2 separate regions of the Homo sapiens genome follow, and region 2 is linked to region 1. Evidence: chromatin contacts called from ENCODE Hi-C or POLR2A ChIA-PET data. All regions are on one chromosome and are shown on one strand. Each heading gives the region's core, a stretch centred on a gene start or an enhancer-like site at or near the end of the contact. The rest is flanking DNA. Distances are from core to core; before and after follow the strand shown. Region 1 overlaps BACH2 (BACH transcriptional regulator 2). Region 2 overlaps BACH2 (BACH transcriptional regulator 2).

Region 1 (5,099 bases), core at 1,827-4,326:
ATGTAAAATTTTCACAATCATTTTTGTGGTTTGGTGAATCAGGCAAGTTTTTAGAAGTGTCTGTAATTGGTCTGCTTAATAAAAAGAAACCTTGCTGGGCAGCATAGAAATCAGCCATATTTCTAATTAAAACAGTGTTTTTATGTTGTCTAGAACATTGTAAGTGTCTGGAATTCCAAAGCACATGTCTGTAAGACGAAACCATGTGACAGAGATAGATAGGGCTAATAAACAGAAATAATAATACCTTGTATCTATCAGGCAGTTGAAACTTTCCCAGGCACTTTCTCCACCTGTCATCCAGTTGTATTCTTCATAGCAACCCTGTAAGCTAAGTAGGGCAGGCGTTATCGCCCTGTGACTCCTAGATCCTCCAAGAACTTTGGGACAGACAGAATGAAGACTTGCCTGAGATCACACAACTAATTAATTGACGTATCACAACTGAATCCCAGGTGTCCCATATTTGTGCTAGAAACTGGACCATGAGAAGAGGGCGTGGAAGGACAATTGCGCGAGAAACATTTCTTCACCTGGGAGGGGAGATTTTGTCATTGCCATCTGCCCAGCACTGAGCTGGCTGTCCTGGTTCCAGCAGCACTGGAATCATCTCCAATGGGCATATTGCTTCCTCCCTCGACAGCTCCCTGGGATCTGAGGGTCTCCTCAGAGTACAGGCGTTAAAGACTTCGGAGAGCTGACCACACCATCAGTGTCTCAGGGTATCATGCTAATGTGACCCTACTCCCATGGGTTTCAATCAACATCTGGTAATAAAACCAAGAAATGAAGTAGGAAAAAATATTAACAAACTAGTCTTCCACTGAGATTTCTACAGGAAATATTTGTTTCTGGCTTTTTCTGCAAAATTTGCAGCTACTTTCCTGCTTTTCCAGTAAACTTCACCCAGCAAAGCAGAGACACTAGGCAAGCGAAATGTTTGTTGGGTGAGATAGATACAGCACCACTTGATTGCAACTCCTAAAAAAGATGCAGAGAAAACAAAGATCACGGGGAAATCTACCAGAGCAAGAGAGTCATCATTTGGGGATGAGAATTTTTTTTCCCTTCTTTTGTCTTATATTTTATGAAAGCTATATTTATATAATATGTAATTTTTATATAATACTTACAGAATAATCTATAATTATATAATACTTATATAATTTTTCAATGTTTCCTTTTAACTGGGAGGAAGGGGATGATGGTTTAGGCTGAAGAATGGTCGTGGCTGTTGGCAGGGAAGAGAAATAAAGCAGCCGATTTCTGTTTGGTGAGAAGGAAGCACCGGCATTCCAGGGCCCAGCCTACAGCCTCCCCTCTGCCTCGTTGGTGCAGACAGCATGCAAGGAGACATATGTAGGTTCCATGCACTGTCCAGATGTCACACCTGGACCTAAGAATCCCTGGACACACTGCAGGGACTATCCATTTTACTGACTGCTCAGGAGCTGGAGCCTAGCCAGGCGTGGTGGCTCACTCCTATAATCCCAACAGTTTGGGAGGCCAAGGAAGGAAGATAGCTTGAGGCCAGGAGTTTGAGACCAGCCTAGGCAACAGAGCGAGACCCTGTCTTTAAAAGAAAAAAAATGTGTAAAGCTGGAATCTCCAGAAGAACTAACCCTCCTATAGCCGTGCTTAGCAGGACAGGGCAGGTACCGTGCTAAAAACCCACCTCGGTCCTGCTGCTCCTGTCGTGTTCCAGAGGGGGAAGAGTCAACACTTTGCTGGGCTGAATAAAATCAACAGCAGCTTATTGTGCCAACTGTGGCACAGGCCTCTGGTGCCCTGTTTGGCCCTTGGCCTGCTGACTCAGTGGCTGCCCTGATTCTCCGATTCTCCACTGAGAACCAAAGTGGTAGACCCCTGGCTAAAGAGTGGCGCCCATGAATCCCTCGTGCCCTTCCCCTTATATGCAGCCTGTGTGTCCGGAGCTGTGTGTGGGTGGCTGAGTATAACTAGTGGGGATGGCGACAGTCCACAGGACTCTTCACCTCATCACATTGGCTGTTGGGACTCTTTAGGAAACCAAGCCACTGCTGGGAAGTGAGATCCTGGAGGAGCAAGTGTGTGGAGGGACAGTTAATAAGATGTTAAGCCCAACTGGGCCTGTTTGGCTCAGAATAATTATCTAGAAGGAAAAGAGGTGGGCCTCAACCTTCTTGATGTGTTTCCGCTTTCCAAGGTCTGTTGGCCTTCTCTGACTCCTCAGCCCCATTTGAGGAATGTTTTGAGTGCCGAGAGCCTGGGAGAGGCATGTCCTCCACGGGACCAAACAGTCAGTGGCTACTCCTTATTTCCAGACAAGATGTTCTTGGCTTGGAACTTATTACTCAAGAAACAACTTGGATGTGGTCAAGTTCCCACCCACCCCGACCCGGTGCCTGTCTGAGAACACCTCAGAGACCCCCGCATGTCAGTGAACATAAGTCCTCCCTTGCTAGAGGGGGAACCAAGACTTGTAAAGAGAAACAAGAGTGAGTTGGGGTTTTTTTCACCTGGGAGAAAGTCTATAGTTGACCCATTACCTTTTCCTCTGACCCTCTTTAAAAAGCAGATTGTGTTGCAGCAGCTCTGCTGAAGTGTTGTATGGCTTTTTGTCTCAAGGACTTTGAAACTAGCATTGGTGATTTTTTTCTTTTTCTTGGCAACTCTCCCTCCTATTCCCCTAGTGTTTTATATTCACTGTCTGGATGATTTAAATACAGTAGCTCTTGGTATAGACATCCTTTTGACTTTCCCTGTGGCCTGAACTATAGGGATATCTTCTTTCTGAGAGTAAGTAAACACATTTAGAGCAGAAGCAGAATGGCTTTGTTGTCATCAGAGGGAAAACTCCACAAGCCCCCAAAGCGCCACCACCTCTGCTGTGTTGGAACATCCACATCTCCAACAGACAGACCTCTGTGTTCCGGAGACACCGTGCAGGATCTGAGTGTGTTTGTTATCCAACGGGTATAAGAGGGAAATCAAACATTCTTTCATATCATTAGAAGCCCTGTGCAAACACAGCCCCGTGCACAAAGGCCTTTCCCGAGCCCATAACAAGGAACTGTTTGTCCTGGCTGCCTGTCTTTAGCAGTCGGAGCAGGGCCAAGCCGACAGTGGTGTCATGGGCCCTACTGCGATTTTGCTTTCTTGGACCAAAATTTTACAGGTGTCATGGGACAGAGCTCACCAGGTAGAAGTTGAATCAGATCACCTGCTGGGAACCTTCAGTAAATGCCACACTGCACAAGCTCGGAGCTGTGATGGAACCTGACAAAGAGCTTGCACCCAACCACAGAAAAGTCAAATGATCATTTTGTACATTTGCCTTTGTGCACGGGAATTGACTAGCCACACATGCCGGCAGCCGGGACTCGTGTCTGCCTGCAAATGATGTAACCAAAGAGAAACCTGGGCTCAGGATCAAATGTCTTCATCCTCACTCCCTTGAAGAACACAGACTTAACCCTGCAGCATCTGAACACTATCGAGGGGTTGGTTTCTTCACCCAAGAGCATTTTGATCAGTTCAGCCCAGACCCATATGTTTTTCTGGCTGCTGGGATTCATTGAGTCCATTTATTCTGTCTCCTAGAGTGGCACTGTCCAGTCCATTTGCCTCATGCTGCACGTGGCTGTTGAGCCCCTGAAAGTGGCTAGTCTGAATTATGATGTGCTGTAAGGATAAAATGTGCTTTGGATTTGGAAAGTTTAGCACAAAAAAAAAAAAAACTGTAAACTATCTCATTAATAATTATATTAGCTATATGTTGGAAGTATTTTTATCTATTGGGTTAAATAACATACAGTATTCAAACTCATTTCACCTGTTTCTTTTTACTTCTTTTAATGTAGCTGCTGGAAAATTTAAAATCACAAATGTAGCTCGTATTGTTTGTATTAGACAGGGCTGGGCTAGTGCTTGAAGGAAGTTTAGGTTTGTAGTGCCATCTGCTGGCTCATCCGGAGCAGACGTGAATGTAAACAAGAATGAAGCAATCTGAGCTAACCCACACGTTGTCTCTTAGCCTGGCAGCACACAACCTTTTTATTCCAGGAGCTTCTGAAGCAGGACCAGACTGAACCCAGAAGCTGCTGAATCCCCAAGAGCCTCGGGAAGGGGAGTGACAAACTGCTCAAAGGTGCAAGCCTGTGTCACCTCATGGGTGCCAAGGAGGCTCTTGAGATAGAGTAGTGGTTTGCTGCTCACCTTCCGCACTTGGGGCTCTTTCATGCAGTCTTTTTCACTGGTTGCTATTCTTAAGAAATATTTCAGGCCAGGCACCATGGTTCACCCCTGTAAGCCCAGCATTTTGGGAGGCCAAGGCGGGCGGATCACTTGAGACCAGGAGTTCAAGACCAGCCTGGCCAACATGGCAAAACCGCATCTCTACTGAAAATACAAAAATTAGCTGGGCATGGTGGTGCACACCTGCAATCCCAGCTACTCAGGAGGTGAGGCAGGAGAATCGCTTGAACCAGGGAGGTGGAGTTTGCCGTGAGTCAAAATCGTGCCACTCTACTCCAGCCTGGGTGACAGACCGAGACTCCATCTCAAAAGAAAAAAGAAAAGAAATATTTCAGGCCAGGAATAGTGGCTCCCACCTGTAATACCAACACTTTGGGAGGCTGAGTAGGGAGAATCACTTGAGCCCAGGAGTTTGAAACCAGCCTGGGCAACATTGTGAGACTTCATCTCTTTTTTTCCCCTTCTCTGTGGCGCAAGACCTCATCTCTACAAAAAAAAAAAAAAAAAAAAAATTTAATTAACTGGGCAGGGTTGTCCCAGCTACTTGGGAGGCCAAGGCAAGAGGATTGCTTGAGCCCAGGAGGTTAAGGCTACAGTGAGCTGTGATCATAACACTCCACTCCAGCCTGAGTAACAGAGCAAGACCCTGTCTCAAAAAAAAAAAAAAAAAAAAAAAAAAGAAATATAAGCAATCATTTAACAACATAGTAAGGATACAAACCCATCCTTCAGGAGACTGCTGTCCTCGCTTTAGATAATGCTTATTTGCCTTGATTTGTCAAGAATTGGAATTTGTCAAGATTTGGAATTTTGCTGGCAAGTACCTGCATCCAATGTCTATTGTTGCATAATAAATCACCCCA
Region 2 (4,655 bases), core at 721-3,220, 220 kb before region 1:
GTATTTGAAGGGCAGAAGATGGTTAATTCGACCATTTATACTCAGCTATTGAGAGATTATGATGTAGTTTATTAGTGCTAAGAAATCAAATTAAGAGATGATATTTTTCAGCCCCATGAGGGAGTGGCAGTGTTGTTTATTTCTGAAGCATATTTTCATTTGCTGAGAGAGGACTTTGTGGCACTTTCCCTTGAATAGTTTTGTGTAACCTCTTGCTATGTGAGTAAGTGCCCCCCCCCCACCAAAAGAAGACACAGAGGGAGACTGAGTTCTGCCATCTCCATATCGTTACCTCCCTAGAATAGGAGAGGGAAGTAAATTCTGGACTCTGCCCTGTGCTCCTGGGTCTTTTCCCATCCCCCAGCTCAACCACCCGTCTCTCGTTACTTACTACACATCATGAAGCCCCTGCCCAGGCCCCTGATCCTGTTCAACCCTGTCTCAAAGCCACGCTCTTCCTGATGTCCCTTTCCTAGCTTGGCCTCTTTAATTATTTTCTTCCTGTCCCAATCAGTTATGACTGTGTGGCTTCATCTTTCAACCCCGCTCCTGGGTCTACCTGTGCCTTGCCTCCCACACCTGCCTTTCTTCTCGATGAGATAGTGTAAGTGAAATGGCTAGAAGTATGCATTTTGCAAGGAAGGGGAATGGCCATTTGATAGTCACACTACATTGTGCACCAAGGCATTTTAGAGCTTTTGTTTGTGTAAAACTTTATGTGAACAAATGGTCTAATATTTTTAAAATTTAAAAAGATGTTTGTTAATCTTATCTTCTGTTGTATACAACTCATATGGACTGGCTCCTGCCTACCTCTTTAGCTCCGTCTTACTCCAAGCTCACCCTCACTGTCTTCCATCTGGGGACAGTTTTTGAATGTGCCATACCCCATCCTTCTACTTGGCCACTGCTTGTGCTCCCTTTGTCTGAAATGTTTCTCCATGCCCCTTCCCCAGCAGCTCCATATCCCTTCATCAGAGAGGCATCACCTCCCCCTCAGTTAACGCTCTCATGACACCACATACCTTTCCAACATCGCACTTAATACAGTTGCAATTTTATCTTTATTTGTATAATTATTTCATTAATGTCTGCCTTCCTCATTATTGTCTATGTGCAGGCAGTTCCTGGTCTCTGTGTTTCTAGTGATCAGTACAGGAGTGGACATATAGTAGGTGCTCAATGAATACCTTTCAAATGACCATCGTGGATATCTCCAGGGGCTCACTCAATGGCCATTAGCCCCTTTCTAGCTGGTGCAACCCTGATTTGGTTGGAGTATTTCCTCTCCTCTAAGCGGCCATCTGCTCGGGCAGCTGGTCCCAGCCCCAGTTCCTGATCCAGTGGGTGAATTTGTTGTTAGATATACAAGATCTGGTCATCAGCTTGGCTCATGCACAGCGGTATGGGTTTCCCTGGAACCTACAAAATAGGACCGAAAGATGGAAAGAACCCAGGCCCTCGAGGATATCAGTGAGCTGTGGGCTAAACCAGTCCTGGGTTGGCTTTACTTCCAGGCAACTCTGTCGTGTAAAATAATAAATTTACTTACTGTTTAGGTCAATTCAAAGTTTTTTGCTTCTGAAAATAATCTGATGCAGAATATCATGAGTGAATGAATAAATTAACAACCCAATCTCACTTCTTCACAAATTTTTGTGCCCTTAGAGTTCCTTTGTAATTGTTTTCTCTTTTCTCATTTCTGTGAAGTGTTGGTCTACCAAGTGAATATGTTGATTGGCATTGAGCCCAATGCTAAATCCCAAATAACTCATATGTTTCGAAAAGTGTTTCCTTCCACTAAATGCCCCACACCTGGAATGTGAGCTCGTATTCTTCTTCACCTCTTGCCCTTTGGCTCTGCACTTTGTTCATACCTTTTTGGGGCAAGCTCTTCTCTAAGGAGGTTGAGAGTCAGGTTAAGTCATACCCAGCAATTTCCTGTTTGTGAGCCTTGAAGCTCTTGAAGAGTGCGGCAGGTTTGACAGAATCTGTAGGTGTTGTCAGACGTGAGCTGATTCATCCCCTTTGGTAGTTAATTCTCCAAAGGTCTCATCTCCCCAGCTACCATCCCTTCTTCTCTCTGGATGCTGCACAGTTCTTCTTTGTGTGAGGATGAGATTTTCAGGGCCGCCTGGGTCATGTATTCCATGTCTTTTTTGGGTTTTGGTGCATGTATTTTAGACCCTACTTTTCTCCATTTTTATGCAAGAGTTACTCCGTGTTGTTTCATAGCATTTTTGTTGTTGTTGTTCCTGCAGGGCTTTGAATGGTCCCTGTGAAATCTGCTGCCTTTCTTTTTCATAGTCCTCCACCTCAGCTCAATATAACACAACTTAGCCTAAGAAATGCAAGGCCCTAAGTAAAGACCACCTGAAATGCCTACTTGTTTGGTAGTAGAAACTTTGGTGTTCTCTCATTATTTTCTTTATTTCCCAGCATATTGGCAATGAAAACTAGACAATCACCCATTTTTGTACAATGCTCCCCTGAAGTAAACCATGAGAGTGGGGCAGCTAAGTAACCCATCTTTGAGAATGTTATTTTTGGCCATGCCATGTAGAAAAAGGACTGAATTTGTAACCCAAAAACTTGCATTCTTAAACCAAAATAGGAACAGTCCCACTTTGGCCAACCACCCTGGGCAAGTAGCACACTCTCCAAGATTCAGAATATAATTCTTACTGCCTACAGGGGTTGTTATGAAAGTAGAGTAAGATGCAGTGGAAGTGTTGCTTATGCCTGGGAAGTGCTATACAAAAGTATTAAAATTGTAAGGCTATAAAGAAAAACTCTTGTGAAGCGTTTTTTTTACACCACTCGATACCTACCTCAGTTTCCCTCCCCACCTTCAGATATGCAAGGCTGGTCAGGAGGTTGGGCCCCATGCACATTGGGATTAGGTCCCCTGGAACTTTTCAGGTGAGTCACTGCTTCATCAGATAGCGGAACTCCCTCACTAACCTTGGAATTCCAATCTTTTTTAAAACTTTGGTGATTTCCATTGGGGAAAAAAAATCTCTTGTAGTTAGTGATGAGGCCACCTCAATTGTCATCTGAGAATAGGACTTTATGCAATATTGACAACCCATCCATGACTTTTTTTAGTCGGCCAGCATTTTTGCACACCTGCTTGTGCCAGGCATTGTTCTCAATGCATGGGATGTGTCTGTGAACAAAACAGACACAAATTGCTGCCCTCTTAGAGCTTCTATTCTATTGGAGGAAAACAGAAAATAAGCAATAAACAAGCAAATTATAGTAAGTTAGAAGGTGGTAATTGCTAGGAAAAAAATTTAAAAACAGAGCAGGAAAGAGGAGGGCCAATTTGGGGATAGGAAGAGGCTGCAGTTTTAAATTAGGTGCTTGTTGTAGGCCTCCTATATTTCTAGTCTTTTGTTATTGTTGTTGTTTTTACAGAATGTTGTGATGATTTACTATTGCAAATGAATCATCTCTGTATAAATTAAATATTGCATGAAATGAAAGGAGTTCAGCTAAAGGCGAAACCTGATTGCTAAATGCTTGCAAAAGGATGGGAAGTTGCTCTAGCCCTTGCATGGCATTCTCAGGTTATCTATTCTTAGTTTAGTTTCCTTTTCCAAAAATGATGTTTATTATATAGTCTTCGAATGGAACATATCGCTGACACCTACTGCCATGTGTTTATAGTTAAACATAACTAGCCTCCCTTCTTACAAGACCAAGAGGTTCATCCAGAATGTTTCCCTTTAGAAGTCCTAAGAAGGCTCTCCTGGTTGGCTTTCCAGCCCATAACAGTGATAGATTTTGCAGCCTTCTTAGTCTAGCCATGTGGAGAAACCTGATGTTTTGGGTAATTCACCCCTTTAAACATGTGCTTTGTGTTTTGGTGGTGGTTGTTTGGGGCTGCGGTGTCTTAGGCATGGAGCTTATTATATCCATATAAATTACAGATCGCAGACACTCCGCCTCAAATAGCATTGGATTTATGATCCCTAGCTCTCCCTTTGCAGTGCCCCTTCTCCTCATGTCTGCTGTGCAACCTGACTTATGGTTGAGCCTGCTTCAAGTTCTTCCTGCCAGTTTGTCCCCTTTTCCGCAGTCTGCCTTGGTAGCTGACTGGGAGGGGCCAGCATGTGGGTTATCCCATTGTCTGTGGCTGTACACAAGAGGCTCTCAGTGGGTCTCTTTCTACGGACAGGACCCTGCCAAAGTAACACTTGTGCTTCCTGTCCAGTACTGACTAACGCAGTGCTATTCAAAAGGCAGGCTAGAACTAGGGCCATCAGAATGAACACGTTTTGAGCATTGGCAGATATACTTCCTCCCTTCCTGGCCTGTTGTTCCCCATCACTCACCAGATTCAGAAGGTGCAGTGCTCCTTGGGAGCAAGGCTGGGGCGCTTAGAGAGAGGGTCCCTTAAAGAGGAAGGGGGCTACCCTGGCTCATTATGAACTTTTTGGGTTCTGAACCTACCACTCATTATTCTGAATTGTGCAGCACATGTCTGTCACCTCCTAGTATAGAGTGGCCTTGAGAAAGTCACCTACTCCTTCTAGGTCTCAGTTTCTCATCTATAAAAGGAGTAGATTACTCTTCAAATGACCTTCAAAATTGCTTCCACTTCTAATTTTGTTTTAAGACACTATTGACTACACTTCTCCTAAAAATTG

Evidence for each region. Hi-C counts contacts between places; a loop is a spot of excess contacts on that map. ChIA-PET counts read pairs that join two places held with the same protein, here RNA polymerase II (POLR2A). Pooled maps may share reads with other maps.
Region 2: a loop to region 1 is called in a pooled map, with 2.6 times the contacts of the local background. The contact joins two enhancer-like sites. A Hi-C loop is called at or near these places in 6 of 50 pooled maps. POLR2A ChIA-PET finds 5 or more read pairs at or near these places in 4 of 52 experiments (CD4-positive, alpha-beta T cell, activated CD4-positive, alpha-beta T cell, activated naive CD4-positive, alpha-beta T cell and 1 more).

What each region holds. Positions count from the first base shown.
Region 1 is chr6:89,939,473-89,944,571 of GRCh38, reverse strand. All of the region lies in intron 7 of BACH2 (BACH transcriptional regulator 2), which reads left to right. Among named protein-coding and RNA genes, the nearest start is that of GJA10, 48 kb to the right of the region's middle. Within about 2 kb of position 3,076, at least 11 of the 41 ENCODE cell types and tissues checked have a DNase peak (open chromatin) inside an H3K27ac peak, as active enhancers do.
Region 2 is chr6:90,154,351-90,159,005 of GRCh38, reverse strand. All of the region lies in intron 4 of BACH2 (BACH transcriptional regulator 2), which reads left to right. Among named protein-coding and RNA genes, the nearest start is that of BACH2, 140 kb to the left of the region's middle. RefSeq lists enhancers at 1,193-2,392, 2,426-2,570 and a cis regulatory region at 2,498. Within about 2 kb of position 1,970, at least 2 of the 41 ENCODE cell types and tissues checked have a DNase peak (open chromatin) inside an H3K27ac peak, as active enhancers do.